Linked DNA regions of Homo sapiens: region 2 is linked to region 1. Evidence: read pairs that join two places in POLR2A ChIA-PET (ENCODE). Cell type or tissue: MCF 10A. All regions are shown on one strand. Each heading gives the region's core, and the rest is flanking DNA. Links, peaks and the distances in the headings are about the cores only. Region 1 holds the start of TRC-GCA8-1 (tRNA-Cys (anticodon GCA) 8-1). Region 2 has its middle 8.9 kb from the start of ZFYVE1.

Evidence for each region. Peaks named below come from ENCODE experiments on the same cell type or tissue, not always from the same donor. Only the 100,000 strongest peaks of a DNase experiment are listed, where the experiment ranks them.
Region 2: POLR2A ChIA-PET joins it to region 1 with 5 read pairs; 6 of 35 experiments call an interaction of 5 or more read pairs at or near these places.

What each region holds. Positions count from the first base shown.
Region 1 is chr14:72,957,562-72,973,313 of GRCh38, forward strand. It overlaps DCAF4 (DDB1 and CUL4 associated factor 4), which reads left to right. Exons shown (of 14, transcript NM_015604.4): 14 at 1,051-2,142. The coding sequence ends at 1,244. It overlaps TRC-GCA8-1 (tRNA-Cys (anticodon GCA) 8-1), which reads left to right and starts at 5,410; the gene lies at 5,410-5,481. ZFYVE1 (zinc finger FYVE-type containing 1) reads right to left here. Exons shown (of 12, transcript NM_021260.4): 12 at 11,890-13,553. The coding sequence ends at 13,321. It also overlaps the pseudogene LOC100420966 and the pseudogene RPS12P1. RefSeq lists an enhancer at 12,882-13,383. In MCF 10A, for the core only: no CTCF peak of the experiment used is centred there; DNase peaks (open chromatin) are centred at 4,210, 4,900, 5,500 and 7,840.
Region 2 is chr14:73,028,122-73,043,873 of GRCh38, forward strand. It overlaps the pseudogene RN7SL586P. Among named protein-coding and RNA genes, the nearest start is that of ZFYVE1, 8.9 kb to the left of the region's middle. RefSeq lists a silencer at 8,011-8,184. In MCF 10A, for the core only: no CTCF peak of the experiment used is centred there; a DNase peak (open chromatin) is centred at 9,120.

The DNA of each region.
Region 1 (15,752 bases), core at 1,740-9,739:
GGACTTCGCCTCCTTTTTAAGTCGATTTTTCACCTGTTTTTATCACAGAAGAGCTCTTGTGAGCTGGATGATAGAGAGAGCTCAGCCTTGCTGAGAGGCAGATGCAGGTAGTTACCAGCTGCAGTAATAAACTGCAGCCGGGATTCAGCTTCAGCCAAGATAGCACTTCTGGTCTTAGAGCCACACAAGTGATCAGAATCACAAATGTGAAATCCATGACTGCCCAAGGCCTGTCCTCTTCTCCTGCTGAAGGTCTCCAGTAGTGTATATCATGTTTCTGGGCTGCTGTAACCCATGCTGTTGTGTGTCACAGTCCTCAGAACTGGAGCCCTGAAGACTTAAACCGGTCCTAGGAACTGAAGCATTAAACCAGAAAGAGCTGTGGGGAGAGTTGTCAACCTAGCCCATCCCCAGGATGTAATGACTTTGACAGATCTTTTACTATAACATGAAAAGATCAGGCCAGGTGTGGTAGCTATAATTCCAGCACTTAGGGAGCTTGAGGCCAGGAGTTTAAGACCAGCTGGGGCAACACAGCAAGACCCTATCTCAAAAAAAAAAAAAATTAGGCATGGCGGCACACACTTGTAGTCCCAGTTAACTCAGGAGGCTGAGGCAGAAGGATGGCTTGGGCCCAGGAGTTCAAGGCTGCAGTGAGCCCTGATCACACCACTGCACTCCAGCCCGGGCGACAGAGCAAGACCCTGTCCCTAAAAAATGGGGGAAATCAGTTGCATGTCACCTAGACCAGGTGGGCCACACTCGCACTTGAACGTTCCGTGACATCAAGAGCAGCAGAATACCCAGACATTAGCCAGGATGTCTCCGAGCCATTCATGGCATCACACAGCCAACCAGGGCATCTTGTCATTGTTCTAGCACAACAGGGCGACTTGGGTTATCCGTAGAAATACTGTCCGTTAATGAGTTTGTGTTTTGGCTCACATGAAATCACAGCCCTGAGGAATCTTGGGAAGCCATGTCCACATGTAGGTAAGTTTTCCTTTGCATTCTCTCACTAGCCTGCCATGTGTCTCTCCTCTTTCCTAGTGGGCCAGGACTGCTACACGAGAATCTGGAGCCTCCACGATGCCCGCCTACTGAGAACCATACCCTCCCCGTACCCTGCCTCCAAGGCCGACATTCCCAGTGTGGCCTTCTCGTCGCGGCTGGGGGGCTCCCGGGGCGCGCCGGGGCTGCTCATGGCTGTCGGGCAGGACCTTTACTGTTACTCCTACAGCTAATTCTGCAGGGCACAGCCCAGAGCCATGTGGATTTGACTTACGGGAGTAAAGCGTAACTTTTTACTGCATCTAATGAGGGTGTTTTAAGTGACACTCAGTGTACACAGATCCCATCCTCTGGCTGCTAGGAGAGAAGTGCTGAATGTTCCGTGTGGAGATGCTCAGGAAAGTTATTTGAGTTAAATTGCTGGCTGAGAGAGCTTGGAAGTCCTTTTCATAAAAGGTACCTCTTTCCTTTTCTTATTGAATTCTTAGAACTTAGTTAACCCTCCCTGCCTTTTCTTAACAAAAAGGACTTTTCTAAGGACTGAAGATTGGCAAAAACGAAAAGCTTCTTCCTCCAAGAGCCCATTGAAGAAGCCCAGTGATGAGACGGTGAGATGGTTTGAGTCCTCGGTGCCTGGGTAGCAGGAAGAAAGACCTGCATCCTGCATCTGTACTTGGGGAAGCCAGCGGAGAGGACGGGGAGGTTACTTCTCTAAGTTTCTGCAGAAATATTGAAGGCTGGAGTTTGGAATCCTTAAACTTGGCCTTCTCAAACTCAGCAGCAGATCTCCGGGATTCTGCTGTTATTATCCAAAGGCGTTGGAAGGAAAGATGGATCTTCTTACATGCTAGAAGTTTTAAACGGTCCTTAACATGCCTTTGTTCAAGCACCTTCCAGAATGTAAGGTTCAGCAGCTCTGGTTTCTATTACGGTGACTTGAATGTCAGATTCAAGGGCCCGGCGTCAAAGGAAATTGGTTTTGACTTTTTGTAATCTAGGAGCGACAGTTCGTGAGATGTTTATTCAGTGTTAAAGAGCCTGTTTTTCTACCAAACAATAAAACCAAGAGAAGAATCATGGTGTGACATGCACTTCTGTGAATGACTTAGGAGATCATGAGCTTGGGCTGCTGGGACCAGCTTTCATAGCCTTCCTGGAGAGCTTCCCTGGGCCCCTCCAGACCCACTCTGCCCTCATCATCTGTCCATCTCCACCCTGCTCTGTGCATGCCCAAAAGACTCACCTCTGGACTAGGTCAGGGTTCCCTGGCTCCCAGCAGCTAGGTAGGTTCAGCCAGTGGGAAGCAGCAGTAGAACACAGAGGGCAAGAGGAGAGGGAGTGGTTCCCCGGCTCCCTTCTGGTTGGGCTGTGGGTGGCTGTAACCAAAACCCACCACTTCTATTGGAAAGCGCTCAGAGAGAGCCGGGTTCCAGCAACTCTTCATTTGTCCCTTCAGACCTACAGCTGGTCATCACACCTCACTGTTGCTGGCCCAGAATGCCTCACTAGGTAGACTCGCAGTTACCCACTTGAATGTTTCCTGCCAGTACCCTGACTAATACAGCATATTCTATAAAGAACCAAATTTTTTTTTTTTTTTTGAGATGGTGTTTTATACTTGTTGCCCAGGCTGGAGTGCAATGGCGCTCTCACCGCACCCTCCACCTCCTGGGTTCTAGTGATTCTCCTGCCTCAGCCTCCCGAGTAGGTTGGATTATAGGCGCGTGCCACCACGCCTGGCTAATTTTGTATTTTTAGTAGAGATGGGGGTTTCTACATGTTGGTCAGGCTGGCCTCAAACTCCTGACCTCAGGTGATCTGCCCGCCTCAGCCTCCCAAAGTGCTGGGATTATAGGCCTGAGCCACCGCACCTGGCCCGATTCTTAAATATATTTAATCCGTCCGCCCCAGTTATCTAAGGCTCTGACCTCTTCCTTCTCCCACCAGCAAACCCCAGGGCAGTTTGCACTGTGCCCCCTCAGCATTGTGGCTGACAGTCTTCTGTATTCTCTTTCCCACATTCAGGATCATGGTGGCACAGGAAGGGATGGCTGGATAGTAGAATGCATCCTCCACATCTTCAGGAAAGGACAGAGATACCTCAACAGGAGAAGTTGGGCAGAGACAGGCAAGTGCTGCCTCCATTTCCAGCCTCATGATGGTTCCTGGGCCATAGCAAAGCCTGGTTGAGGGGAAGAGGCCCAGGGACTGCATCTTTCCAGCTTTTCTTCACATACACAAGCAGATGGTGGCACAGTACTCCCTGATACTAGCTAATAAGCACCTACTGTATGTCAGGCCCCCCCCACCTTTTTTTTTTTTTGAGACATGGTCTCACTCTGTCGCCCAAGCTGGAGTGCATGAGTTGCAGTAGCACAATTACTACTCACTGCAGTCTTGACCTCCTTGGGCTTGAGCAATCCTCCCACCTCAGTCTTCTGAGCAGTTGGGCCCACAGGTGTGCACCACCACACTCAGTTAATTTTTTATTTTTTGTAGAGATGGCGTCTCCCTATGTTTCCCAGGCTGGTCTTGAACTCCTAGGCTCAAGTGATCCTCTGGCCTCAGCCTCCCAAAGTGCTGGCATTACAGACACGAGCCATTTGTAAGACACTTCTCACCCTCACACTAACCCCACGGCACAGTTTGGGAAACAAGTTTGTTGAGTTAAAGTGGTTTGGCAAGAAGGGCTGAGCTGGGATTAAGATTCCGCTCTTCCCAACTCTGAAGCCCCTGTTCCCCTCACTGCTGTGTCCTGCTCATTTTCCAGGCCCAGGTTAACAACAATGGGAAAGAGTTGAGAGATACTTTTCTAACAGGGTAAACCCTCCTCCCAGCCCAACTCCACCATCCTGGGCCACTCCTCTACTCACATGATCCTTTGTACCATTTGGTCCAATTGATCTTGATCTCATCCATTTTTTCCACATGGGTCAGAGACAAGGGTGAGATTTTTCTCATTTCTCGTGGGAGAAAGGCAAGCTCTGCCAAGCCCAGAATTTCTGGCCCCTCCTGTCCCAGCACAAACCATTCACAGTCTTCCCGCAATTATTCCTGGTGCAGGGTTTTATTTCTAGGAAGCCTTCTGTCCCTCAACCTCACCAGCCCTTGGCTTTTCAGCCCAGAGGCTCAGGACATTTGAGGATTGCGTGTTTGGCTGTGGGCATGGGGAATGCAGTGACTACACCTGGTTGGCATCCCATACCACACCCAGGGGAATGGGGAAGCCAAGAGGTGGACTGGAAGCAGGCTCAGGCCTCTCTCTCCTTGCCCCCAAGGGCATCCTCTCCAGCAGATGGCCACTACAATGCTGATGTCAAACTGGTCAGTGGGTTCAGTGGAAGGTTTGGCTACCGCGGGAACACCCCAGCTCTCCGTCGGAGCACGTCTGTCTTTGGAGAGGTCACCCACTTCCCTCTGTTCTAACAGCATCTCTTCCCTTCATAGCCCTCAACCTGAATTTCTAAGACAGATGTTTAGGTGAACTCTCAATGTTATTTTACATTAAAAAAATTTGTGTCTCCAAGTGTGCCGTTTCTTCCCTGAGACTGGAGGAAGGAGCCAGCTGTACTCTCAGCTTCTCTTACCCTGGAGAGGAGGTGAGACGAGAAGGGCTTCTCAGGCCTATGCCCTTGCACTCGGAGAGGCTTCACTTCTACCCTGCCAGTGGGATAAGAAGGAGCCACACTATTCATCCTCAATAAAACACTTCCCCAGCTATCAGCAGGACCCCAGGATCAGAGCTGGCTACTGTTTCCATCAAGAACAGAGCAAAGGCCAAGCTCCGTGGTTTATGCGTGTAATCCCAGCACTTTGGGAGGCCGAAGTGATGCCGAGACAGGAGGATTGCTTGAGCTTAGGCAGTTGGATCACTTGAAACCAGCCTGGGCAACATGCCAAAACCCTGTCTTTACAAAACACACACACACACACACACACGCATGCACACTCTCTCTCTTAGCCCAGGCTGGAGTACAGTGGTGTGATCTCAGCTCACTGCAACCTCCGCCTCTCAGGGTTCAAGCAATTCTCCTGCCTCAGCCTCCCTAGTAGCTGGGATTACAGGCGCCTGCCACCACGCCCAGCTAATTTTTTTTGTATTTTTAGCAAAGACGGGATTTCGCCATGTTGGTCAGGCTGGTCTCAAACTCCTGACCTCACCTTGGCCTCCCAAAGTGCTGGGATTACAGGCGTGAGCCACTGCGCCCAACCCAGGATGTCATTTTTCAAGTGTTCCCTTTCAGTTTATTGGTGGCCAAGGGAAAAGCCAAAGCAGATGATGGATAATTAAGAAGGTGGGGCTTTAGGACACAAAGCTTGCCAGAACTCTAGTGTGGGTGGAACTTGATTGTATTGAGTCACCATAAGTGGACAAGGAAGGAGTTCCTGATAGGTGAAGGGGGTATAGCTCAGGGGTAGAGCATTTGACTGCAGATCAAGAGGTCCCCGGTTCAAATCCGGGTGCCCCCTTCCCGGATGTTTTCTCATTTAAAAGTAAATACTGTCAGCCACAGCGTCACCAGAAAAGATAGAGGGATTTTCAGCTTGCTCTTGTGCTAAAATTGCTCCTCCCACATTCCAGCTGACCATTAGGACAGAAAGCCCCCCTTTAGGACCTCCGCTGCCTTCCATTAAGACCAAGTACCTGAGGAGATTCTAAATCTATGAGTAAGTCTGAGAGCTGTGAACACAATTTGGCCATCGGGTGTGTGTCAGAGTATATATAAAAATGTTCCTTCAACATATACTTTTGAAAAGCTCCCTTGAATTAAAACATGAAAGAAGGGCCAGGCACAGTGGCTCACGCCAATAATCCCAGCACTTTGGAAACCAAGGTGGGCGGATCACTTGAGTTCAGGAGTTCAAGACCAGCTTGAGCCACATGGAGAAACCCTGTCTCTACTAAAAATACAAAAATTAGCCAGGTGTGGTGGTGCGTGCCTGTAATCCCAGCTACTTGGGAGGCTGAGGCAGGAGAATTGCTTGAACCCAGGAGGTGGAGGCTGCAGTGAGCCCAGATCATGCCACTGCACTCCAGCCAGGGTGACAGGAGAGACTGTCTCAAAAAACAAACAAAAAAAAAACCTCTTTGATGACATCCTTTGCCATGGTCTTTAATGCTACGCAACCACAACTAACCACCTTATGGGGTTTTCCCTTTGTCAGTTTTACAGTGGCTCACCCTTTCCCCTAGTTTCTTGTCATCAACTGTAATTAGGGTGATCCGGTGTTCAGCACCAAGGGTCTTCAGCCACATAGGCAGGCTCATCACAGCTGGGGGCAGCACACAAGGATGTGCCCAGCGCTTGTCTAGGACTTTGGCAGCTCCTCAAATTCCATGTGCTAGGCCATCATGGATGAGGGCAGCCTTTGGGACCTTTATAAAGCAGTATTAAGGTCCATGACACCTCCAGCAGTGATGCCTTCCTGGGCCATGGTGGTGGGTTAGGGGGGAAGCTGATTCTTGAACACACCTGAGCCTCTGCCTCCGTGACTCAGTGGCGGGGGGGAAAGAGCAGCAGTTTGTTCTTGGTTAACACTCACTGCACCTAAAATGTGGTCTAGGTTGCATGAAAAGGGGTTAAACTTGGCCAAGAAGTTGATTAAGCATTTTGGCCAGTTTGCTTGTTACCACTGATGTCATAAAAATTAATATGTTACAATCTCTGAGCATTTTTCTTTTTTTTTTTTTTAGACAAGGTTTCACTCTGTCGCCCAGGTGTGATCTTGGCTCACTGCAGCCTTGACCCCCCCAGGCTCAAGCAATTCTCCCACCTCAGCCTCCTGAGTAGCTGAGATTACAGGCGTGTGCCACCACATCAGTCTGATTTTTGAGGTTTTGGGGTTTCTTTTTTTTGTAGAGACAGGATTTTGCCATGTTGCTCAGGCTGGTCTAGAACTCCTGGCCTCAAAGGGATGCCTTGGCATCCCAAGCACTGGGATTACAAGTGTGAGCCACCGTGCCTGGCCTTGAAGGATTTTCCATTTTGCCCTACTCCCCAGGTGACAATGAAAGGTAGCAAATGAGCAGGTGATTGTGACGGCAGCACTGAGCTGTGATAGACCCCTTGCTGACTAGCTCAGTGTTTGCTTACTTATAGCCTTCTAGAGACAACAATGAATGGCACACACTGGTTATCAAAAATGTCCACAAATACTGGCCGGGTGCAGTGGCTCACACCTGTAATCCCAACACTTTGGGATCACTTGAGGTTGGGAGTTCAAGACCAGCCTGGCCAATGTGGTGAAACCCCGTGTCTACTGAAAATACAAAAACTAACCAAGCGTGGTGGTGCACGCCTGTAATCCCAGCTACTCAGAAGGCTGAGGCAGGAGAATCCCTTGAACCCTGGAGGCGGAGGCTGCAGTGAGCCGAGATTGCACCACTGCACTCCAGCCTGAGCGACAGAGTAAGACTCCGTCTCAAAAAAAAAAAAAGCCCACAAATAAATACTGCCTCATGTCCCATGTTGCTGTGGACACCCGAGAATCCAACTGGCCCAACATGGTTTGGAGGGCACTGCCAGCCTCCTGGGTGTCCCCAGAAAGGTTCCTCACAGCAGGCATCCTTCATCGAACACTGAATCAGCCCCTCTCTATTGCCTGTCAACCCTAGATCTGTCCTGGTCTAAATCTTCCAACCATCTCCAAAAACAATTTCAGGCTAAACTCCATTTCTTCTTGATTTCTCCATTTGTACGTGTTGCTAAAAGGCTCTGGTCCTACTCTAAGTCTGTCCTCTCCAGTCCATCCACTGTACTGCCACAGGAATGATCTTTCTAGATCTTTGCTTTTGATGGCTTCCTGTGACTCAGATAGAGTGTGTGGCCTTTTGTGATCTGACCTCATATGCCTCTCCATCCTCTTGCGCCATCTCTGCCTCACACCTGGTGCTCTCGGGACACCACGTTTCAAGCCTGTCCCCCACACATCTGGGCCTCTGCTCAAGCTGCCCAACTCCTTTTCATCCAGAAAAGTCCAACTTTTAAGGCTCAGCGTAAAAGACACCTCAGGAAGTTTCGTTTCCCCAGCATTTGATGCAACTAGACACTTGTTATGATAGATGAACAATTTTTTGTTTTGCCAGCATGATTTTGCTTTCATTACTACAACCCTAGAAAGTAAATTTCCACACTTTACAGAAGAAAAAACTGAATCTCAAGAGAGTGATTTGCCCAAGGTCTTCTGCTGATAAGTGTAGCAGAGCCAGCTGAGGCTCCTACTGAAGTTCAAGACTCTTATTAGGCCCCTTGTGTTGGGGAGAATGGGCTTCTTACTGTTCCTCTGGACATTTAAGATCTTCTTGGGTTCAGTTCAACATTTTCCCCTTTTCTTCCTCTTTCCTTAAGACTCACTGCCTCTGCCTCCCACAGTACCTTCTGGCCTGGGCCTGGCTATCGTATCTTTGCTCAGGTCTCCCTGCTTGCTCCTACTACCTGCCTGCCTGCTTGCACTCTTGGCTTCGCGTGAATAAAGGCAGCTGCTGCAATACCAAAAAGGATATTCTCTGTAGACACCATAATCTGAGCAAAGGCACGCAGACACAAATGCTCCTGGTAGTCCAGGGCAGCCAGAACCGAGGTGCCATGGTGGCTGGGAAATCCATTCAGGCTCTGCTTGTGTTGCAGTGTTTTTGTGTTTGTTTTCACAGAGACAGGGTCTTGCTATGTTGCCCAGGCTGGTCTCAAACTCCTGGCCTCAAGTGAACCTCCCGCCTCAGCCTCCCAGAGTGCTGGGATTATAGGCACGAGCCACCATGCCCAGCTGAGTTCCACTATCTTTGGATATGAAATGGAGTTATCTAAGGATAAAGCCAGAGCGTCAGAGAGATTCTGGCTAGAGTTAAGGGTATGGCCAGTTTAAGGTGGCTGTTGAAAACGTGGCAGTGGTTAAGTCCCTCAGTACAGCATCATGTACTGGAGGACTGCATGGCTCGCTGTCTACAAATGGTAGTTTCAAAGATGGCTCTGTTCACATGAGCCTGTCACTAAATTACAGATTATCTAATCCCAGAAAACCCCATACCCTATGGGCTTTAGTGTTCACGAGTATGTGACGATTTCCAAAGTACATTAAAAAAAAAATTATACCAGGTGCAATTTAAGATTTAGGAGTTAAAATGTGCTCAGATTTTGTACAGTAACTAAAACATCCTATTCATGATGAGAAGAATTACAGACTACGATTGTGGGTTCCACTGTCTCTCCCTAATCATGGTAAGTCTGAAATGGAAAATGCAAACATAGCTGCAAAATTAACATTGAATCAATTTTTTTTAACAATTGGAAGCTGGCCAGGAACAATGGCTCACACCTGTACCCCCTGCACTTTGGGAGGCCAAGGCAGCAGATTGCTTGAGCCAAGAGTTCAAGACCAGCCTGGGCAACATGGCAAAACCCCATCTCTATAAAATTCAAAAAAAAAAAAAAAATTGGAAGCTTAGCTCATGTTATAGGCTAGATCAACTTGTTTAATCTCTCAGCCAGTGAGTCTTTTTAGTGAAAAATAAAGCTGCTTTTAGTGAAAAAGTGTGATTGCCCTCAGCCATGAGAATCTTCAAGGCCAATGGAAATGATCAAAGCTAAGCTTGCTGACCACACTAGCAGTCACCTTGATTCTTACCTTTCCTCCTAAGAAGATATTGACCTTACCTGGAAATGCAAAAGAATTAACAAGCTGTGAAGGGGAAGGAAAACAGGGGGAGAAACTCTACAGTGCGATGGTGATAGAAGGGGTCTGGGGCTGCCTGGACTCAGGCCAGCTTGGAGTGTGCCGGGCAATGCTGGGCTTCTGATCCTGTAGGAGCCAGTGTCTTAGGCTGTAAGACAAGAACCCTACTGCGGACCTTCCAGTGTGGTTGTGACAATTAACCATGTAAAGCTCCTAGCATAGTGCAAGGCACGTTAACAGGCACCTAAATATTGGTTCTCTTTGCTTTTCCGGTTCCCAAATAAATCAGCAGTTAAACCCAAGGGATGTGTAAGGATCCCACTTGGTCTCATTGATCACAGACCGCGTCATTCTCAGCCACAAGTTGCAATCTCCAGTCACAGCCCTCAGGGATATGTTCAACAACTGTCTCTACCTATGAGCAAGCCTTTTAAACCAGAAAGTGATTAAAACCCTTTCCATGGCTCCCCCTGAAAAGGAGAGGGGACGAAAATCTGTTACTACATGTCGGATAGTGGTTACTCCTGGTGGGGGGAGGGACCAGGAGTTCTTGCAGGACAGCCATGTTCTGTTTCTTAATTTGGGTGCTGATTGGTTACGTAGTATTCAGTTTGAGAAAATCAAGCTGAAGTATAGATGTATAATAGTTCAATAGGTTTGTTTTTGTTGTTGAGACAGGTTCTCACTCTGTCACCCAGGCTGGAGTACAGTGACATCTCTGAGGCTCAAGCAATCCTCCTACCTCAGCCTCCCGGTAGCTGGAATTACAGGCGCCCAGCTTTTTTGGGGGGAGGGGTTGGTTTTCTTGGTAGGGACAGGGTTCACTCACCACGTTGCCCAGGCTGGTCTCAAACTCCTGGGCTTAAGTGATCCGCCCACCTTGGCCTCCCAAAGTGCTGGGATCACAGGTATGAGTGACCACGCCTAGCCAGGACTACGTATTTTAAACCTAGGGAGTGAAAATCAGGACTAATACCCCATCTCTTCTACTGTGCGAGAGGATTCCTCAACAGACCCTGACCCGACAGCTGCCAGAGTGTAACCCAGAGAACCCAAGCTGTGAAACCGCCACCGCTGAGCCTTGCTCAGCCAATGCCACGGCTGCAGAAAGGGGGTCTGCCGGGTGACCCCGGCTGCAGAAAGGTCTGAGGAACACCTCTAAGTACAGGATAAGTGGTAAGAATGTGGGGGCCCTCTAGTCACTAGAGAGAATTCCATGACTGTCAGCTATTGCCTTCCCTACATAAAGGAATATTCATGACCAGCTCAAAGCTCTGGTCCCAGTCAGCACACTGATCTGGGTGGGGCATGGTATCTAGCGAAGGGCTGGGGACAACAGGCTGTGGTCATGAGACTGACATCCACTGCACAGGATCATGGTTTGGGGGTACTTGGCTATGGTGGGGTTTTTTTGTTTGTTTGTTTGTTTGTTTTGAGACGGGGTCTCACTCTGTCACCCAGGCTAGAGTGCAGTGGCGCAATCTCGGCTCACTGCAAACTCCACCTCCTGGGTTCAAGCCATTCTCCTGCCTCAGCCTCCTGAGTAGCTGGGACTACAGGTGCCCACCACCACGCCCGGCTAATTTTTTTTGTATTTTTAGTAGAGATGGGGTTTCACCATGGTAGCCAGGATGGTCTTGATCTCCTGACCTCATGATCTTCCCGCCTTGGCCTCCCAAAGTACTGGGATTACAGGCGTGAGCCACCGCGCCTGGCCATTTTTTTTTTTTTTTTAAACAGAGTTTCACTCTTGTTGCCCAGGCTACAGTGCAACAATGGTGCAATCTCAGCTCAGCACAACCTCCACCTCCCGGGTTCAAGCAATTCTCTTGCCTCAACCTCCCAAGTAGCTGGGATGACAAGATTGCGCCACCACACCCAACTAATTTTTTGTATTTTTAGTAGAGACGGGGTTTCTACATGTTGGTCAGGCTGGTCTCGAACTCCCAACCTAAAGTGATCCCCCTCCGGCCTTGGCCTCCCAAAGTGCTGAGATTACAGGCATGAGCCACCACGCCCAGCCGGCTATGGTTTTGAAAAAGTTCTTATTTGTCAGAGTAAAAGACTGCAGTATTTGCAGGTAAAATATTACCGCCCTTGAAACATGCCCCTTACTTGGCCTCTGCTTGGAAAGCCACCATCAGCTGGAGACAGATGGTGGCTGGAAGGCACTGATGGAATGAGAGGAAAGAGCCAGCACAGTCGAGATGCAGGAAGATTCCTTTATGATGGCGAATTGGATGGTACACAGTTCTAGAGTAGGGTCCCAGTCACTGGACCCCAGGAGGCAGGAGGAGCAGGGCTGAGAGGGACGACACACTCCAGGGCTCATGTCACACCGATAGGCGCACCAGGAATGACCGCCATATACTTCCCTAAAGCTCAACCCACCCACCAGTTCAGTTAAGAATTATACTTTAATTCGTGTTTGGCCACTGAAGATCAAATCCACCATGATGATAGGATTTCAGCACAACGGGCCCTTTCCAGTCATGACAGACAGAGATGTCCAGGCTCTTGAGGAGAAACAAAAGTTCCTTTGACTTCTCTTGCAAGGACCAAAGAGATAAATTTTTTCTTTACGATCTGTTGAAATATTTATATAGACTTTTAAAAACAACTAACAGTTCATCCTGTGCTCAGTTTCCCTGGAAGGTTTCTCATGATCGCCCCTCCGAGAGCTAGAGGGGTTGTGTGTCTGGGAACAAAGGATTAAGACACTTTAAAATAAGCAATGAAAATCCTAGTGCGACACTCAGAAGCAGATGGTGGGCTTGAGGGGGCCGAGGGGTGGGAGGCAGATGCTTCGATTGAGGAGCTGGGTGCCGCCTTTTGGGAAAGCCGAGTGGAGACAGAAGCATCGGGACAGGAAGCCCTGCTGGAGAAGGCTCAGTTCCTTCCTTGCTGTTCCCTGGGGGACCAGGGACAGCACGGCCCCTGCATTTCTACTTCTCAGGGCCGAAGACCCGACCTCTGACCCTCCACCCACTCCGGTGACCTGCACGCTAAGTTGGGTGGTCTCTGACTAAAACAGGCTTAAGCCAAGAATTGGGACTCGACTCCCAGGAGACCTAGGGAGAATTCCCTTCAGGCTGTTTCAGGCAGGAAGGACCAGGGAGGCTCACTCCCCAGGCAGCTGACAGGCATGGAGGGAAGAGCCAAGGACAGGAGAGGCTTCCAAGGCTCCAAGAGCAGCAGAGGAAGGGGCCAGCCACGTGGTGGCCATGGACCTGGCTCGGCTCATGAGGAAGACGTGCTGCCACTGCCACCTCACCCTGTGCGGAGGAGACTGTGCGAAGTCTTCACAGCCAGCAGCAGCCTCGATACGCCCCGAGTGCCTTTCATATGTATATATGAGAGAGAGATATACACATATATATTCATTATTTTTAACTGAAATAAATGCAACGGATTCAGGTTCATTCCCCTTTGCGATAAGTTGCAAGGTCCCCTGCCCTGAGGGGTCCACACCTTCGGGCCTGCCGCCAGGCTCACCCCCACTGAGGGAAAGTGGCCCTGGATGCGGAGAGGAGAGGACACACACCACAGCAGGTGACTGGGAGGAGGGCCTACCTCGCAAGACTGTTTCTAACCCTGAGAACCTAAGGAATTGTGAAGGACTCGGAGAGGGGGCTGGGGTTAAAGGTCACCGGGCTTTTTATTGCAGTTGAAGCAGACTCGGACGGGATGGTCCCAGCCACGAGAAGGAACAGCCCGGCGGTCATGGGAGCACTCATCACAGAAGCCCTGTCCGCAGGCCCGGCAGTGGTGCTTGGAGAGCTTGATGCTGAACTCCTTCCGGCAGTTGTGGCAGTGGAGGATTTCGTGGTCAGGCACCCAGTACGCAGGCCTGGCCGCGTCCTTTACCAGACCTAAGGCAGGGAACAATGGTCAGGGCACCCAAAGCCCAATACCCCGAGGCCCAACTAGCAAGAGGCCATCCTCGGATGCTTACTGGCTTATAATCCCAACTGCACACAGAATTGCTGACAGAGCTTTTTAAAAATGCAGAAGCCCAGGCTCTGCCACTCACATCCAGATCAGAGTCTTTGGGGCTGTCGCATAGGCACTGATTTTCCCTTTTCCTTTTTCACATTTTTTAAGATTTTTTGGAGTCAGAGTCTCATTCTGTCGCCCAGGTTGGAGTGCAGTATCACGATTTCGGCTCACCACAACCTCTGCCTCCTGGGTTCAAACAATCCTCCCACCTCAGCCTCCCAAGTAGCTGGGACTACAGGTGTGCACCACCACACCTGGCTAATTTTTGTAGAGACAGGGTTTCACCATGTTGTCCGGGCTGGTCTCGAACTCCTAGTCTCAAGTGATCTGCCCACCTCGGCTTCCCAAAGTGCTGGGATTGTAGGCATAACATTATAGGCATGAGCCACCACGCCCTTTCTTTCTCTTTTGTGACAGGGTCTCACTCTGTTGCCCAGGCTGGTCTCAAATTACTGGGACTCAAGGGAGCCTCCTGCCTGAGTCTCCCAAGTAGCTAGGATTATAGGCATGCACCCCCACACCCAGCTCCTTGATCTTTATGTATCTATGAAGCCCTCCTTGTAAACTGAAGGGGCAGCCGTGTTAAGAACCCCTGGAGGAAATATAAAGAAGTCTGGGCTCTGGAGTCAGACACTCAAATCCCAATTCTACTGAGATCAGGTTAATCAGCAGCTGCTGGATTAAGAAAGGTTAGCTAAGGCTGGGCATGGTGGCTCACACCTATAATCCCAGCACTTTGGGAGGCAGAGGCAGGAGGACCACTCAAGGTCAGGAGTTCGAGACCAGCCTGGCCAACATGGTGAAACCCTGTCTCTACTAAAAATACAAAAATTAGCCGGGCGTGGTGGTATAACCCCAGCTACTTGGAAGCCTGAGGCATGAGAATCGCTTAAACCTGGGAGGTGGAGGTTGCAGTAAGCCAAGATCACACCACTGCACTCCAGCCTGGACAATAGCGAGAGTCAGTCTCAAAAAAAAAAGAAAGGTTAGCTAACCTCTCAGGGGCTTACTCATCTTTAACAACCCACCTTCAAGAACTGTGATGAGGATGAGAAGAAAGAACATGCCTGACACACTGGCCTGGTACTCAACACCCTGTGGGCGCTCAGAATGGGAGCACTTGGTGAGCACAGCCAGCAGGCTATGCTCTGCCTTCTGTGCCAAGGACAGTTCTTGCCTCTCCCAGGTACCCCTGGGGACAGATGCAACCTGAGATTTAAGCTTGGGCAAATCCAGCAATTCCTACATCATCTACTCACTTTGTGAGCTGCAATGAGGAAATCTGCTCCAGGCCATTTTCATCACTACTCACTTTTGCTCGCTCCCCTACAATGTGCCACGCTGCCCCAGGCCTGGCCAGCCTTGCGTAAGCCTGCCAAGCACTGGTTGATTTCCCTCCCTCTCCCCCTCGCCATCCTAAATACAAATACCCCTCACATCCAGGGCTGGGTAGCTATTTTAAATCTTCTTTTTTTTTTTTTTTTGAGACAGAGTCTCGCTCTGTTGCCCAGGCTGGAGTGCAGTGGTGCGATCTCGCCTCACTGCAAGCTCCACCTCCCGGGTTCATGCCATTCTCCTGCCTCAGCCTCCCTAGTAGCTGGGACTACAGGTGCCCGCCACCACGCCTGGCTAATTTTTTTGTATTTTCAGTAGAGACGGGTTTTCACCGTGTGTTGGCCAAGACTGATCTCTTGACTTCGTGATCCACCTGCCTTGGCCTCCCAAAGTGCTGGTATTATAGGCGTGAGCCACGGTGCCCGGCCAGCTATTTTAAATCTTAAACTACTAACAGTTTGGCTGGTGTGACAGACTAAAGACAGCCATAGAATCTTTCACCCACTTTCCATCTTTGACACTCCTGCCCCCTCCCTTGAATCTAGACAAACCTGTGACGGCAGCAGACTCCAGGAGATGACAGCAGAAGTGCCTGTCTGCAGTCCTAGGCCTCAAGAGATGGGCAGCTTCAGCCAGGCACAGTGGCTCACGCCTGTAATCCCAGCACTTTGGGAGGCCAAGGCCGGTGGATCACCTGAGCTCAGGAGTTCGGGACCAGCCTGGTCAACATGGTGAAA
Region 2 (15,752 bases), core at 4,916-12,915, 74 kb after region 1:
TCTCTGAAGGTCAGATAACAACTTAGCTTGGGTTTGGTAACAACTTAGTTTGGATTTGGTGAGGTGAAACTTTAGCATGGGTGACTCCATTTTTATTTTAGCCAGGTCTATTGGGGCCTGGTGCAGGAGTTTAGTCCAAAACAAAGGCCTCCTATCATTTTTACTTAACACCCTTCAAGGGTATTCTCCAAGCCAACCATGAATTTTTTTTCCTACCTATTATTTTTCTGATCTTTCCTTCTATAGTTTCAGAACTTCTCAGGCTGGGCGCGGTAGCGCATGCCTGTAATCCCAGCACTTTGGGAGGTCGAGGTGGACGGATCACCTGAGGTCGGGCGTTCGAGACCAGCCTGACCAACATGGAGAAACTCCATCTCTACTAACAGATACAAAATTAGCCGGGCGTGATGATGCATGCCTGTAATCCCAGCTACTCGGTAGGCTGAGGCAGGAGAATTGCTTGAACCTGGGAGGCAGAGGTTGCAGTAAGCCGAGATCACGCCATGGCACTCCAGCCTGGGCAACAAGAGGGAAACTCTGTCTCAAAAAAAAAAAAAAAAAAAAGCTATTATACTTTCAGAACTTCTCAATTTGAAATTATCTTTGAGGGCCAGGCACGGTGGCTCATGCCTGTAATCCCAGCACTTTGGGAGGCCAAGGAGAGCGGATCATGAGCTCAGGAGTTCAAGACCAGCATGGCCAACATAGTGAAACCTCATCTCTACTAAAAATACAAAACATTAGCTGGGTGTGGTGGTGTGCACCTGTAATCCCAGCTACTCGGGAGGCTGAGGCAGGAGAATCACATGAACCCGGGAGGCAGAGGTTGCAGTGAGCCAAGATCGCACCATTGCACTCCAGCCTGGGCAACAGTGCAAGACTCTGTCTCAAACAAGAAAAAAAAAAAAAGAAAGAAATTTTCTTTGCGTTAGATGGGCTAAATTTTCAGATAAGTTTTCAGGCTACAGTGCAGGCTAATGGTTAACATTTATCAGGCTTTTTTTTCTTTTTTTATGGCCTTATATTTGTTTAGTGCTTTCACTTTTTGTTTGTTTCTTGAAACAACATTGAAAGAAAGCCTGAGTCTGTGTTGCCAAAGATTGACTGCTTGCTCTAGAAAAGCTCCTGAAGGCCTGGTGTGGTTGTTCCTGTGTGTAATCTCAACACTTTGGGAGGCCAAGGCACGCAGAGCACTTGAGGTCCTGGCCAACATGGTGAAACCATGACTATACTAAAAATACAAAAAATTAGCTGGGAATGGTGGCATGTGCCTGTAATCCCAGCTACTCTGGAGGCTGAGGCAGGAAAATCACTTGAACCCCAGAGGCAGAGGTTCCAGTGAGCCAAGATTGTGCCACTGCACTCCAGCCTGGGCAATGGAGCAAAACTCCATCTCAAAAAAAAAAAAAAAAAAAAAAGAGGCTGGGCGCAGTGGCTCACGCCTGTAATCCTAACACTTTGGGAGGCTGAGGCGGGTGGATTGCCTGAGCTCAGGAGTTCAAGACCAGCCTGGGCAACATGGTAAAAACCCATCTCTACTAAAACACACACACACACAAAAAATTAGCCAGGCATGGCGGCGTGCACCTGTAATCCCAGCAACTAGAGGGACTGAGACAAGAGAATCACTTGAACCCGGGGGTTGGAGGTTGCAGTGAGCCGAGATCGTGCCATTGCACTCCAGCCTGGGTGACAGAGTGAGAGACTCCATCTCAAAAAAAAAAAAAAGAAAGAAAGAAAGAAAACGTCCTGACTATACAGGTGGTTGGGTAAGTCACTCAACCTCTCCACAAAATAGAAATTGTAATTAATGAAGTCCCTGCCAATTCCAACATACTATGATTCTATCTTGATAATTGTTAACCCAGAAGAGAAAACTAAGATTAAGTGACTTGCCAGGGTTACACAACAAATTATTGACAAATCTGGGACAAGACTGTATCTGCTGACTTGAAGTCCAATACTTTTTACCTTATGATTCCAGGGACATAAGTAAACCACTAGCAAAATCAAATCTACATAATAATGACCCATATATGAGGATTAAATTGCTGAAAATTATATTTTCAATATTGGGCAGAGAGCCAATGGTTGGATTATGAAACATGGCTGAGAAATTGTTTTCTAAAAACAACTTCTAGGGCCGGGCGCAGTGGCTCATGCCCGTAATCCCAGCACTTTGGGAGGCCGAGGCAGGTGGATCACGAGGTCAAGAGTTCAAGACCAGCCTGGCCAAGATGGCAAAACCCTGGCTCTACTAAAAATACAAAAATTAGCCGGGCCTGGTGGCGGGCGCCTGTAATCCCAGCTACTCAGGAGGCTGAGACAGGGAATTGCTTGAACCCAGAAGGCAGAGGTTGCAGTGAGCCAAGATCGCACCACTGCCCTACAGCCTGGGTGACAGAGTGAGACTCCGTCTCAAAAAAAAAGAATAAACATTAAAAAATTTCTGGGCCGGGCACAGTGGCTCACGCCTGTAATCCCAGAACTTTGGGAGGCCGAGGCGGGCAGATCACAACGTCAGGAGTTTGAAACCAGCCTGGCCAATATGGTGAAACCCCATCTCTACTAAAAATACAAAAAGTCAGCCGAGTGTGTTGGCATGCGCCTGTAATCCCAGCTACTCAGGAGGCTGAGGCAGGAAAATTGCTTGAACCCAGGAGGCAGAGGTTGCAGTGAGCTGAGATGGTGCCATTGGACTTCAGATAGGACTACCCCTATAGTAACTTGGAGCCATAATAGTTTCCTTGGCTGGGCACAGTGGCTCACACCAGTAATCCCAGCAATTTGGGAGGCCAAGGTGGTCAAATAACTTGAGGTCAGGAGTTCAAGACCAGCATGGCCAACATGGCAAAATCCAGTCTCTACTAAAAATACAAAAGTTAGCCAGGTGTGGTGGCACCTGCTTGTAATGCCAGCTACTCGGGAGGGTGAGGTATAAGAATCACTTAAGCCTGGGAGGCAGAAGTTGCAGTAAGCCGAGATCGCACCATTGCACTCCAGTCTGGGTGACAGAGGGAAACTCTGTCTAAAAAAAAAAAAGTTTCCTTTAGCCAGGCACGGTGGTGGTGCATGTCTGTAATCCCAGCCACTCTGGAGACTGAGACCTGAGGATCCTTTGAGCCCAGGAGTTCCAGAAGAGCATGGGCAATATAGTGAGAACCCTCCCCCACATCTCTTTTCCGTCTTCCTAAAAATAAAGAAAATAAAATGATGGGAAAAACAGCAAACACAACCCTGCCTTCTGGATGTAAATATTTTTTTTTTTTGAGACAGAGTCTCACTCCGTTGCCCAGGCTGGAGTGCAGAGGCATGATCTTGGCTCACTGCAACCTCTGCCTCCCAGGTTCAAGCAATTCTCCTGCCTCAGCCTCGCAAATAGCTGGGACTACAGGCATGCGCCACTACATCTGGGATGTAAATCTATTTGGAATGTGTAACACATGACCATAGGGACGTGGTGTTTGTATAGATAGAACCTTTGGGTCTGGTGTGGTGGCAGGTGCCTATAACCCCAACTACTGGAGAGGCTGATGTGGGAGGATCACTGGAGCCCAGGGGTTCAAGACCAACCTGGGCAAGATAGACCCCTATCTAAAAAAATAAAAATAAAAATAAAAACCTCACTTGCAGCCAGGTGCAGTGGCTCACGCCTGTAATCTCAACACTTTGGGAGGCCAAGGCAGGTGGATCACCTGAGGTCAGGAGTTCGAGACCAGCCTGACCAACATGGTGAAACCCCATCTCTACTAAAAATACAAAAAATTAGCCAGGTGTGGTGGCAGCCACCAGTAATCTCAGCTACTTGGGAGGCTGAGGTAGGAGAATCGCTTGAACCTGGGAGGCGGAGGTTGCAGTGAGCCAAGATTGTGCCATTGCACTCCAGCATGGGCAACAAGAGTGAAACTCTGTATCAAAAAAAAAAGTGTATATATATATATATATATATATATATATATGTGTGTGTGTGTGTGTGTGTATATATATATGTGTGTATATATATATGTGTGTATATATATATGTATATGTGTATATGTGTATATATGTATATATGTGTATATATGTGTGTGTATATATGTGTATATGTGTATATATATATGTATATGTTTATACACACACACACACACACACACACACACACACACACACACATATATCTCCTGGGAACAAAATGGTGTTTAATAAACTATTTTATTTATTTATTTTTATTTATTTATTTTTTTTTTGAGACAGAGGCTCACTCTGTTGCCAGGCTGGAGTGCAGTGGTGCGACCTTGGCTCACTGCAACCTCTGCCTCTAGGGTTCAAGCAATTTTCCTGCCTCAGCCTCCTGAGTAGCTGGGACTAGAGGCGAGTGCCACCACACCCAGCTAATTTTTGTATTTTTTGTAGAGACGGGGTTTCACCATGTTCGCCAAGATGGTCTCGATCTCTTGACCTCATGATCCTCCCACCTTGGTCTCCCAAAGTGCTGGGATTACAGGCATGAGCCACCATGCCTGGCCTTTATTTATATTTTATTTATTTTTTTGAGACAGAGTCTCGCTCTGTCACCCAGGCTGGAGTGCAGTGGCGCGATCTCGGCTCACTGCAACCTTCACCTCCTGGGTTCAAGTAATTCTCCTGCCTCAGCCTCCAGAGTAGCTGGGATTACAGGCGAGCACCACCACACCCAGCTAATTTTTGTATTTTTAGTAGAGCTGGGGTTTCACCATATTGGTCAGGCTGGCCTCGAACTCCTAACCTCAGGTGATCCACCCGCCTCGGCCTCCCAAAGTGCTGGGATTACAGGCATGAACCACCATGCCTGGCCTACTTTTATTCTTTTACCAGATCGTTGAAATTAGCAGATCTGTTTCTCATGTCAGTTTTCTTTACTCATTCTCATTCTTTGCACACTAAGTTATTTTTTACCATGAGCCACATTTTCCTTGGAAAATATTTGTGGGAATTCTTGGAGGCCTAGGATAAAGGTTTATTCCTCCAGAGAGGATTTGCTTTTGCTTCTGCAAAGAAGGACACTTGAAACAATTCACCATTTGAGGTTTGTATTTTTGACCACCAGGAGATGTATATTTGGGCTACATATCCCTGGGAGGGCTAGCTTATGGGTCTAGTGCCACCCACACACACCTCCACAAACTCTCTCTTCCAAGACATCTTTCTTTTCACTCTGTTGGGGAAAGATATAATTACTTCCCATTTTCCCTCACTGAAACTGTAGACTGAGTTCCTAGATTTAGATTTCCCTCTTCCCCCAGGTCCTGGGCTTTGTCTTCTGTCCCACTTGCCTCAGGATGTCTAGAAAAATCAAGCTTTGGTCAGGGGCAGTGGCTCATGCCTGTAATCCCACCACTTTGGGAGGCCAAGGCAGGTGGAGCAATTGAGGCCAGGAGTTCGAGACCAGCTGGGCCAACATAGTGAAACCCTGTTTCTACTAAAAATACAAAAATTAGCCAAGCTTTGTGGCTATTTACACACACCTGTAATCCCAGCTACTCTGGAGGCTGAGGCATGAGAATCGCTTGAATCTGGGAGACGGAGGTTGCAATGAGCTGAGATCATACACTCCAGCCTGGGCGACAGAGCAAGACTCTGTCTCTGAAAATATATATATATCTGAAAAGGAATTTGGAGGAAAAAGGCTTTTATTCTAGTGAACAGTTAGCAAACTATAGAAATGCGGCCTTCCGTGTAAAACGAAGTTAAGCTCCAAAAACTAAAGAGACAGTTCAGTATTTTATTATTTTATTTTTATTTTTATTTTTTGAGATGGAGTGTTGCTCTGTCACCAAGGCTGGAGTGCAGTGGTGGGATCTTGGCTCACTGCAACCTCCACCGCCCAGTTCAAGCAGTTCTCTTGCCTCAGCCTCCCGAGTATCTGGGACTACAGGTGCACACCACCAGGTCCTGCTAATTTTTGTATTTTTAGTAGAGACGAGTTTCACCATGTTGGTCAGGCTGGTCTCGAACTCCTGACCTCAGATGATCTGCCCCCCCACCCCTTGGCCTCCCAAAGTGCTGGGATTACAGATGTGAGCCATCCGCGTCCAGCTGGACAGTTCGGCTTTTATAGCACAAGTTCCTGCCCAAGTTCCAATCAGGTCCATTTATGCAAATGAAGGCGTCAAACTAGCTTAGTTCTGATTGGTCAATATAGCTCAGTTCTGATTGGCCTCTTCAGCCCAGATTGAGTTCTGATTGGTTGGTTCAGGTGAATGGTTTTTTTGGTTGTGTTTTGTTTGTTTGTTTGTTTGTTTTTGAGACAGGATCTCTCTCACTCTGTAGCACAGGCTGGAGTTCCATGGTGCAATCTCCCCTCACAGCAACCTCCACCTCCCAGATTCAAGTGATTCTTCTCCCTCAGCCTCCCAAGTAGCTGAAATTGCAGACATGTGCCACCACGCCCGGCTAATTTTTGTACTTTCAATAGAGGCAGGGTTTCACCCTGTTGGCCAGGCTGGTCTTGAACTCCTGACCTTAAGTGATCTGCCCGCCTAGGCCTCCCAAAGTGCTGGGATTACACACGCGCCCCACTACGCCCGGCCAGCTCAGGTGAGTTCTGAAAGTACCAAGGTTTTAAAAAACGCTGGTTTTGGGCTGGGCGCAGTGGCTCACACCTGTAATCCCAGCACTTAGGGAGGCTGAGACGGGCAGATTACTGAAACTCGGGAGTTCGAAACCAGCCTGGCCAACAGGGTGAAACCCGGTCTCTACCGAAAATACAAAATTAGCCAGGCTTGGTGGCGGGTACCTGTAATCCCAGCTACTCCAGTGGCTGAGACAGGAGAATCACTTGAACCTGGGAGGAAGAGGTTGCAGTGAGCAGAGATCACGCCACTGCACTCCAGCCTGGGCGACAGAGCAAGACTCCGTCTCAAAAAATAAATAAATAAATAAACACTGGTTTTTAGATAACTCAGAGTGTGGGCCGGGTGCGGTGGCTCACGCCTGTAATCCCAGCACTTTGGGAGGCCATGGTGGGCAGATCACCTGAGGTCGGGAGTTCAAGACCAGCCTGACCAACATGGAAAACCCCATTTCTACTAAAAATACAAAATTAGCTGGGCTTGGTGGCGCATGTCTGTAATCCCAGCTACTCGGGAGGCTGAGGCAGGAGAATCGCTTGAACCCGGGAGGTGAAGGTCGCGGTGAGCCAAGATCGCGCCATTGCACTCCAGCCTTGGACAAGAGCGAAACTCTGTCTCAGAAAAAAAAAAGAGAGAGAGAGAGAGAGAGAGAGAAGAACTCTGTGTGTGTGACATCTAGTCATCAGCAAATGGCTGCTTGGCTCTATTTTAAATTTAGGCACAATCAGCCACCCAGGATCCATCTTTAATGATTGGCTCTTTCAGGTTCACATTTGTTCACACAGTTTACAGTCGTGGTGGCTCACACCTGTAATCCCAGCAATTTGGGAGCTGAGATGGTAGGATCGCTTGAAGCCGGGAGCAATCCTATATGTTGCTAAAATAACTTTCCTTTTTCTAGACTTAAATGGCTGACCGACTCTATTTCTGGTTGATTTGTTTCTCTTTCAATATGATAATATAGGCCGCAAGGTGGCTCACGCCTATAATCCTAGCACTTTGGAAAGGTGAGGCAGGAGGATCACTTGAGGTCAGGGGTTCGAGACCAGCGTGGCCAATATGGTGAAACCCCGTCTCTACTAAAAATACAAAAAATTAGCCTGGAGTGGTGGCGTATGCCTATAGTACCAGCTACTTGGGAGGCTGAGGTAGGAGAATTGCTTGAACCCAGAAGGCGGAGGTTGCAGTGAGCCGAGATCGCGCCACTGCACTCCAGCCTGGGTGACAGAGCAAGACCCTGTTTCAATAAATAAGTAAATAAGTATGGCCGGGCACGGTGGCTCAGGCCTGTAATCCCAGCACTTTGGGAGGCCGAGGCGGGCGGATCACCTGAGGTCGGGAGTTCGAGACCAGCCTGACCAATATGGAGAAACCCTGTCTCTACTAAAAATACAAAATTAGCTGGGCATGGTGGCGCATGCCTGTAATCCCAGCTACTCGGGAGGCTGAGGCAGGAGAAGCGCTTGAACCCGGGAGGCGGAGGTTGCGGTGAGCCGAGATCATGCCGTTGCACTCCAGCCTGGGCAACAAGAGTGAACTCTGTCTCAAAATAAATAAATAAATAAATAAATAAGTATGATAACATATTTCATCAAATTACATTTAAGTCCTGCTGAACTATGAGCAACATCTTTCTTCCATTAATTAAGACAAATTACAAATCAAACTGCCTTAATCAATAAAAGAAATGTATTGGCTTACATAACTGAACAATCTGAGATATGACAGTTTTAGCCAAAGCTGAATCTGGAACTCAAATGATACACTCAACACTTTGCTTCCTTCTCCATTTCTCAGCTTGGAGAAAGGCACCTAATTTTTTTTTTTTTTTTTTTTAAGACAGAGTCTCACGCTATTGCCCAGGCTGGAGTGCAGTGGCGCAGTCTTGGCCTGTAATCCCAGCACTTTGGGAGGCCGAGGCAGGTGGATCACCTGAGGTCAGGAGTTCGAGACCAGCCTGGCCAACATGGTGAAACCCCATCTCTACTAAAGATGCAAAAAATTAGCCAGGCATGGTGGCAGGTGCCTGTAATCCTAGCTACTCAGGAAGCTGAGGCAGGAGAATCGCTTTAACCCAGGAGGCAGAGGTTGAAGTCAGCTGAGATCATGCCATTGCACTCCAGCCTGGGCAACTAGAGCGAAACTTCATCTCAAAAAAAAAGGAGCCAGGCCTAGTGGCTCACACCTGTAAGCGCAGCAATGTAGGAGATCTAGGCAGGAGGATTGCATGAGCCCAGGAGTTCAAGATCGGCCTGGGCAAAAGTGTGAGACCCCATCTCTACAAAAAATTTAAAAATTAACTGGGTGCAGGCCAGGCGCAGTGGCTCACATCTGTAATCCCAGCACTTTGGGAGCCCAAGGTAGACAGATCACTTGAAGCCAGGAGTTCAAGACCAGCCTGGCCAACATGGTAAAATCCTGCCTTTACTAAAACTACAAAAATTAGCCGGGCATGGTGGTGCATTCCTGTAATCAATCTCAGCTACTCAGGAGGCTGACGTACGAGAATCACTTTAGCCCAGAAGGCGGTGCTTGCAATGAGCCAAGATTGAGTCACTGCACTCCAGCCAGGGCAACAGAGGAAAACACTAAAAAAAAAATAAAATGCCAGGTGCAATGGCTCACACCTGTAATCCCAGCACTTTGGGAGGCTGAAGCAGATGGATCACTTGAGGTCAGGAGTTGAAGACCAGCCTGTCCAACATGGTGAAACCCCCATCTCCACTAACAATACAAAAATTAGCCAGGCATGGTGGTGCATGCCTGTAATCCCAGCTACTCGAGAGGCTGAGGCAGGAGAATCTCGTGAACCTGAGAGGCAGAGGTTTCAGTGAGCCAAAATTGCACCTTTGCACTCCAGCCTGGGCAACAAGAGCAAAACTCCATCTCAATAAAAAGGAAAAAAAAGTGTCTTCTGAGAATTTGTGAACATAGTTTTACTCTCATTTTTTAGGGTCTGAGTGTTGAATTCTAGTGACCCCAAGGTGGTACTGCACTTTGGCACACAGCAAATATAAATTGCAAACCTTCTTTGGAAGAAACCTCCTCAACTCAAACTTCTAAGTTTGTCACAAATAAACTTAAGCTAAGCATGAACTCACAAAAACAAGTCTCCATGAATAAGAATCAATAATAAATAATATATTTTTACCGCTGAGATTCTCAGCTATTGTAATAATCAAATATGTAAATGAAGGCAAAATGAAGACATTTCAAACAAACCAAATCATAGGAAATTAATCATAAGCAGACCTGCACTATAAGGAAATGATAAAGAATGTTATTTAGGCCGGGCGTGGTGGCTCACGCCTGTAATCCCAGCACTTTGGGAGGCCGAGGTGGGTGGATCACCTGAGGTCAGGTGTTTGAGACCAGCCTGGCCAACATGGTGAAACCCCTTCTCTACAAAAATACAAAAATTAGCCAGACGTGGTGTTGGGTACCTGTAATCCCAGCCACATGGGAGGCTGAGGCAGGAGAATCACTTGAACCCAGGAGGCGGAGGTTGCAGTGAGCCGAGATTGCACCATTGCACTCCAGCCTGGGCGACAAGAGTGAGACTCCATCTCAAAAAAAAAAAAAAAAAAAAAAAAAAAAGAGCATTATTTAAGCAGAAAGAAAATGATATCAGAGGGCAATTAGATTCACACAAAAGAATGAAGAATGTCAGAAAATACCTGCTATAGTTTGAATGTTTGTGTCCCCTCGAAAATTCATGTTGAAACTTAATAGACTGCAGCAATGCAATCATGGCTTATAGCAGCCTTGACCTCCTGGGCCCAAGCAATCCACCTGCCTCGGTTTCTCAAGTAGCTGAGACTATAGGTGTGTGCCACTATACCCAGCTAATTTTTAAAATTTTTTGTGGAGATGGGAGTCTTGTTAGGTTGCCCAAACTCCTGGGCTCAAGTCATCCAAAATAAGCAAAGAGAAGAAAATAATAAAGATGGCTGGGCTCGGTGGCTCATGCCTGTAATCCCGGCACTTTGGGAGGCCGAGGCAGGCAGATCACTTCAGGTCAGGAGTTCCAGACCAGCCTGGTCAACATGGCAAAACCCCATCTCTACTAAAAATACAAAAATTAGCTGGGTGTAGTGGCGCACGCCTGTAATCCCAGCTATTCGGGAGGCTGAGGCAGAATTGCTTGAACCCTGGATTCTTGAACCTATCTCAGCCTCCCAACTAGCTGGGATTATAGGCGCCTGCCACCATGCCCAGCTAATTTTTGTATTTTTAGTAGAGACAGGGTTCTACCATGTTGGCCAGGCTGGTCTCGAACTCCTGACCAGCAGATGATCCACCCGCCTTGGCCTCCCAAAGTGCTGGGATTACAGCCATGAGCCACCACGCCCGGCCCAGTCTTTTCACTTCTATTGGCATAGATTAACTTGTGTAGAACATTAATCATGTTTAACAGATCACCATAAAAATCAAACAATAAGGCCGGGCGTGAGGGCTCTGTAATCCCAGAACTTTGGGAGGCCTAGGCAGGCGAATCACCTGAGGTCAGGAGTTCGCAACCAGCAGGACCAACATGGAGAAACCCCATCTCTACTAAAGATACAAAATTAGCCGGGCATGGTGGCACATGCCTGTAATCCCAGCTACTCGGGAGGCTGAGGCAGGAGAATCACTTGAACCCGGGAGGCAGAGGTTATGGTGAGCCGAGATGGTGCCATTGCACTCCAGCCTAGGCAACAAGAGTGAAACTCCATCTCAAAAAAAAAAAAAACAAACAATGAGAAAACACAGGCTCACCAATCTCCAACTCACTTATATATTCATAATACCTATGGTAGTGTCTCTTACAGTGATGGCTTCATAGCACCCAAATAAAAGTTACCTGGGCCACTTAAAAATGTAGATTCCTAAACCCCACTCAGATCTACTGAATTATAATCTCTAGGGGTGGAGCGAGGAAAATCTCCTTGTTTAACAAGTACCACAGTGACTATTATGCACACCAAAATTTGTAAATACAACTGGAGCCTCTAAGTAATTGAAAAACACATTGGTATTCAACCCTGATTCTGCTTTAACATCATCTGAAGGTTTTTGGGTTTTTAAAAAAATATTGATGTCCAGTCTCTGCTCCTGGAGAATCTGATTTATTAGGCCTGGTATCAGTATTCTGTTTTGCTTTTGCTTTTCCCCCAAAGGTTCCCAGATGATTCTAATGTGCAGCCAACAGTGGAAAGGCCTAGAACCAGAGAAATTAGAGATGAGCTGAAGAGCCTCAAAGAGTCTTTCCCTTGGCATGAAAAAACTGACCTCAAAATGAATCCCTTAAAGGGATATCAGGGACAAATTCTCCAGGATTCCTGCTAAAATGCATCCAAAAAGGATTCATTTATCATATTACTGTATTTACCTCTTACCTGGAAAAAACAGAAAACAGCCCTTAGGGAAAGGCTGTAGGATAAATACGTTTGGATAGATTTGGGGGAGAGGCTGATTTACATATAGTAATTATGGCATTTTGGAACAGGAAGGAATTGCAGAGATTATTTTATCTACATGAAGGATGTCCAAACTACACGCCACCTGTTATTGTATGGCCCACAAGGTAAGAATGATTTTAGGCTGGGCACGGTGGCTCAGGCCTGTAATCCCAGCACTTTGGGAGGCTGAGGCAGGTGGATCACTTGAGGCCAGGAGTTCGAGACCAGCCTGGCTAACACAGTGAAACCTCATTCCTATTAAAAATACAAAAATGTGTCGGGTGTGGTGGCACGCGCCTGTAGTCCCAGCGACTCAGGAGGCTGAGGCACAAGAATCATTTGAATTTGGGAGACGGAGGTTGCAGTGAACCAAGACTGAACCAATCACTGCACTCCAGCCAGGGCCACAAAGCAGACTCTATTTCAAAAAGAAAAAAAAAGGTTTGTACATTATTTATTAATTTTAAGAGACAGGTCTCACCATGTTGCCCAGGCTGTAGTGCAGTGGCTATTCACAGGTGTGATCCCACTACTGAGCAACACTGGAATTTTCATCTGCTGTTTCCGACTTGGGCTGGTTCACCCCCGCTTAGGCAACCTGGTGGTTTCCCGCTCCTGGGAGGTCGCCATATTGATGCTGAACTTAGGGCAGACAACCATTTGGCATCATGTGCTGCAGCCCAGAACTCCTGGGCTCAAGCAATCCTCCTGCCTCAGCCTCCCGAGTAGCTGGGACTATAGGAACATGCCACTGTGCCCAGTGGTTTTTACATTTTTAAATGGTGGGGGCCAGGTGCGGTGGCTCACGCCTGTAATCCCAGCACTTTAGGAGGCTGGGGCGGGCAGATCATATGAGGCCAAGAGTTCAAGACTAGCCTGGAATATGGCAAAACCCCATCTCTACTAAAAATACAAAAATTAGCCAGGTGCGGTAGCACGTGGCTGTAATCCCGGCTACTCAGGAGGCTGAGTCAGGAGAATTGCTTGAACCCAGGAGGCAAAGGTTGCAGTGAACTGAGGCTGCGCTCTAGCCTGGGCAACACCTGGCCTGTGATGGAGCTTGTAAATTAGATTGTCAGGTTTGCATTTTATACTGAGGGCAATAGGCAGGCGTGTAAGGGTTTGTAGAGGAGAGAGAAAATAAGGAATAATGCCCAGGATAACATCTCAGCAATTGGATATGATAAAGAACTTACTGGGATGGGAAACAGGAGAAGAAACAGGGGAAGCTGGTGAAAATGGTGGCATAAGGAACACCTGGTCTGTCCCTCCACAAGGACCATGGATAAACTGACAGAAACTCACAGAATGATCATTCTCAGAACTCTGGCTACTCATCGGAACCTTGCCACAACTGAGGAAATGCTTAGTTAAAAAAAAACAACTGAATCTTCATAGAAGAGCTTTGTGACATTGTACCTTATGCTGAACCTTCCCCTGTTCCTCAGCACAAAAGAGACCTTGAAGATGCACCGTGTTCACAGTAAGAGTGCCCAGTACCAGAGGGAGCAGAACAGACATTATACTCAAAGAATTTCAGTTGTTTGTTTTGATCTCTCTGGTGGGATCACTTGAGCCTAGGAGTTCTAGACCAGCCTTGGCAACATAGACAGACTCCGTCTCAAAACAAAATAACACAAACAAAAAAAAAAGAGGCAAGGTGCGGTGGCTCACGCCTGTAATCCCAGCACTTTGGGAGGCCAGGCAGTGGAACACTTGAGGTCAGGAGTTCCAGATCAGCCTGGCCAACATGGTGAAACCCTGTCTCCCCTAAAAATACAAAAAATTAGGCAGGTGTGGTGGCATGTGCCTGAAGTCCCAGCTACTCCAGAGGCTGAGACAGGAGAATCACATGAACCTGGAAGGTGAAGGTCACAGTGAACTGAGATCCCATCAGTGCACTGCAGCCTGCGCACCGAGTAAGACTCTGTCTTAAAAAAAAAACACAAAAAAAACAAAAAAACAAACAAAAAAAAACACCAGCTGCAGTGGCTCATCACTTAATCCCAGCACTTTGGGAGGCTGAGGCTTGTGAATCATGAGGTCAGGAGTTTGAGAGCAGCCTGGCCAACATGCTGAAACCCCGTCTCTACAAAACATACAAAAATTAGCTGAGTATGGTGGCGTGCACCTGTAATCCCAGCTACTCTAGAGGCTGAGGCAGGAGAATCGCTTGAACCAGGGAGGCAGAGCTTGCAGTGAGCCGAGATTGCACCACTGCACTCCAGCCTGGGTGACAGAGCGAGACTCCATCTCAAAAAAAAAAAAAAAAAGAAAGAAATACAAAAATTAGCCAGGTGTGGTGGCACACACCTGTAGTCCAAGCTACTGGGGAGGCTAAGGCAGAAGAATCGCTTGAACCCAGGAGGCGGAGGTTGCAGTGAGCCAAAATTGCACCACTGCATTTCAGCCTGGGCAACAGAGCAAGATGCCATCTCAAATAAAAAACAAAGGGCCGGGCACGGTGGCTCATGCCTGTAATCCCAGCACTTTGGGAGGCCAAGGTAGGAGGATTTCTTGAATCCAGGAGTTCAAGACCAGACTGGGCAATATAGTAAAGACCCTGTCTCTTAAAATAAAAGAAAAAGAAAACAGGCCAGGTGTGGTGGCTTACACCTGTAATCCCAGCACTTTGAGAGGCCAAGGCAGGCAGATCATTTGAGGTTAGGAGTTCAAGACCAACCTGGCCAACAAGGTAAAACCCCGTTTCTACTAAAAATACAAAAAAAAAAAAAAAGCCAGGCACGGTGGCTGATACCTGTAATCCCAGCACTTTGGGAGGCCAAGGCGGGTGGTCACCTGAGGTCAGGAGTTCGAGACCAGCCTGGCCAACATGGTGAAATCCCATCTCTACTAAAAATACAAAAATTAGCTGGGCATGGTGGCACATGCCTGTAATCCCAGCTACTTGGGAGGCTGAGGCAGGAGAATCACTCGAACCTGGGAAGCAGAGGTTGCAGTGAGCCAAGATCGCACCAATGCACTCCAGCCTGGGCGACAGAGCAAGACTCCGTCTCAACAACAACAACAACAAATTAGCCAGGCGTGGTGGCACACGCCTATAATCCCAGCTACTAGGGAAGCTGAGGCAGGAGAATCACTTGAACCTCAGAGTAGGAAGTTGCAGTAAACCGAGATTGCACCACTGCATTCCAGCCTGGCCGACAGAGGGAGACTCCATCTCAAAAATGAAAATAAAAATAACAATCAGGCAGGGCGCAGTGGCTCACACCTGTATCCCCAACACTTTGGGAGGCTGAGGCGGGTGGATCATGAGGTCAAGAGATCCAGACCATCCTGGCCAACATGGTGAAGCCCCATCTCTACTAAAAATACAAAAATTAGCTGGGTGTAGTAGTGCACAGCTGTAGTCCCAGCCACTTGGGACACAGGGGCAGGAGAATCGCTTGAACCGGGGAGGTGGAGATTGCAGTGAGCCGAGATCGTGCCACTGCACTCCAGCCTGGCGACAGACGGAGACTCCATCTCAATAAATAAATAAATAAATAAATAAATAAAAATCAGCTGGCTGGGTGTGGTGGCTCACGCCTGTAAACCCAGCACTTTCAGAGCCCGAGGTGAGCAGATCACTTGAGGTCAAGAGTTCGAGACCAGCCTGGCCAACATGGTGAAACCTCATCTCTACTCAAAATATAAAAATTAGCCAGGTGTGGTGGCACATGCCTGTAGTCCCAACTACTAGGGAGGCTGAGGCAGGAGA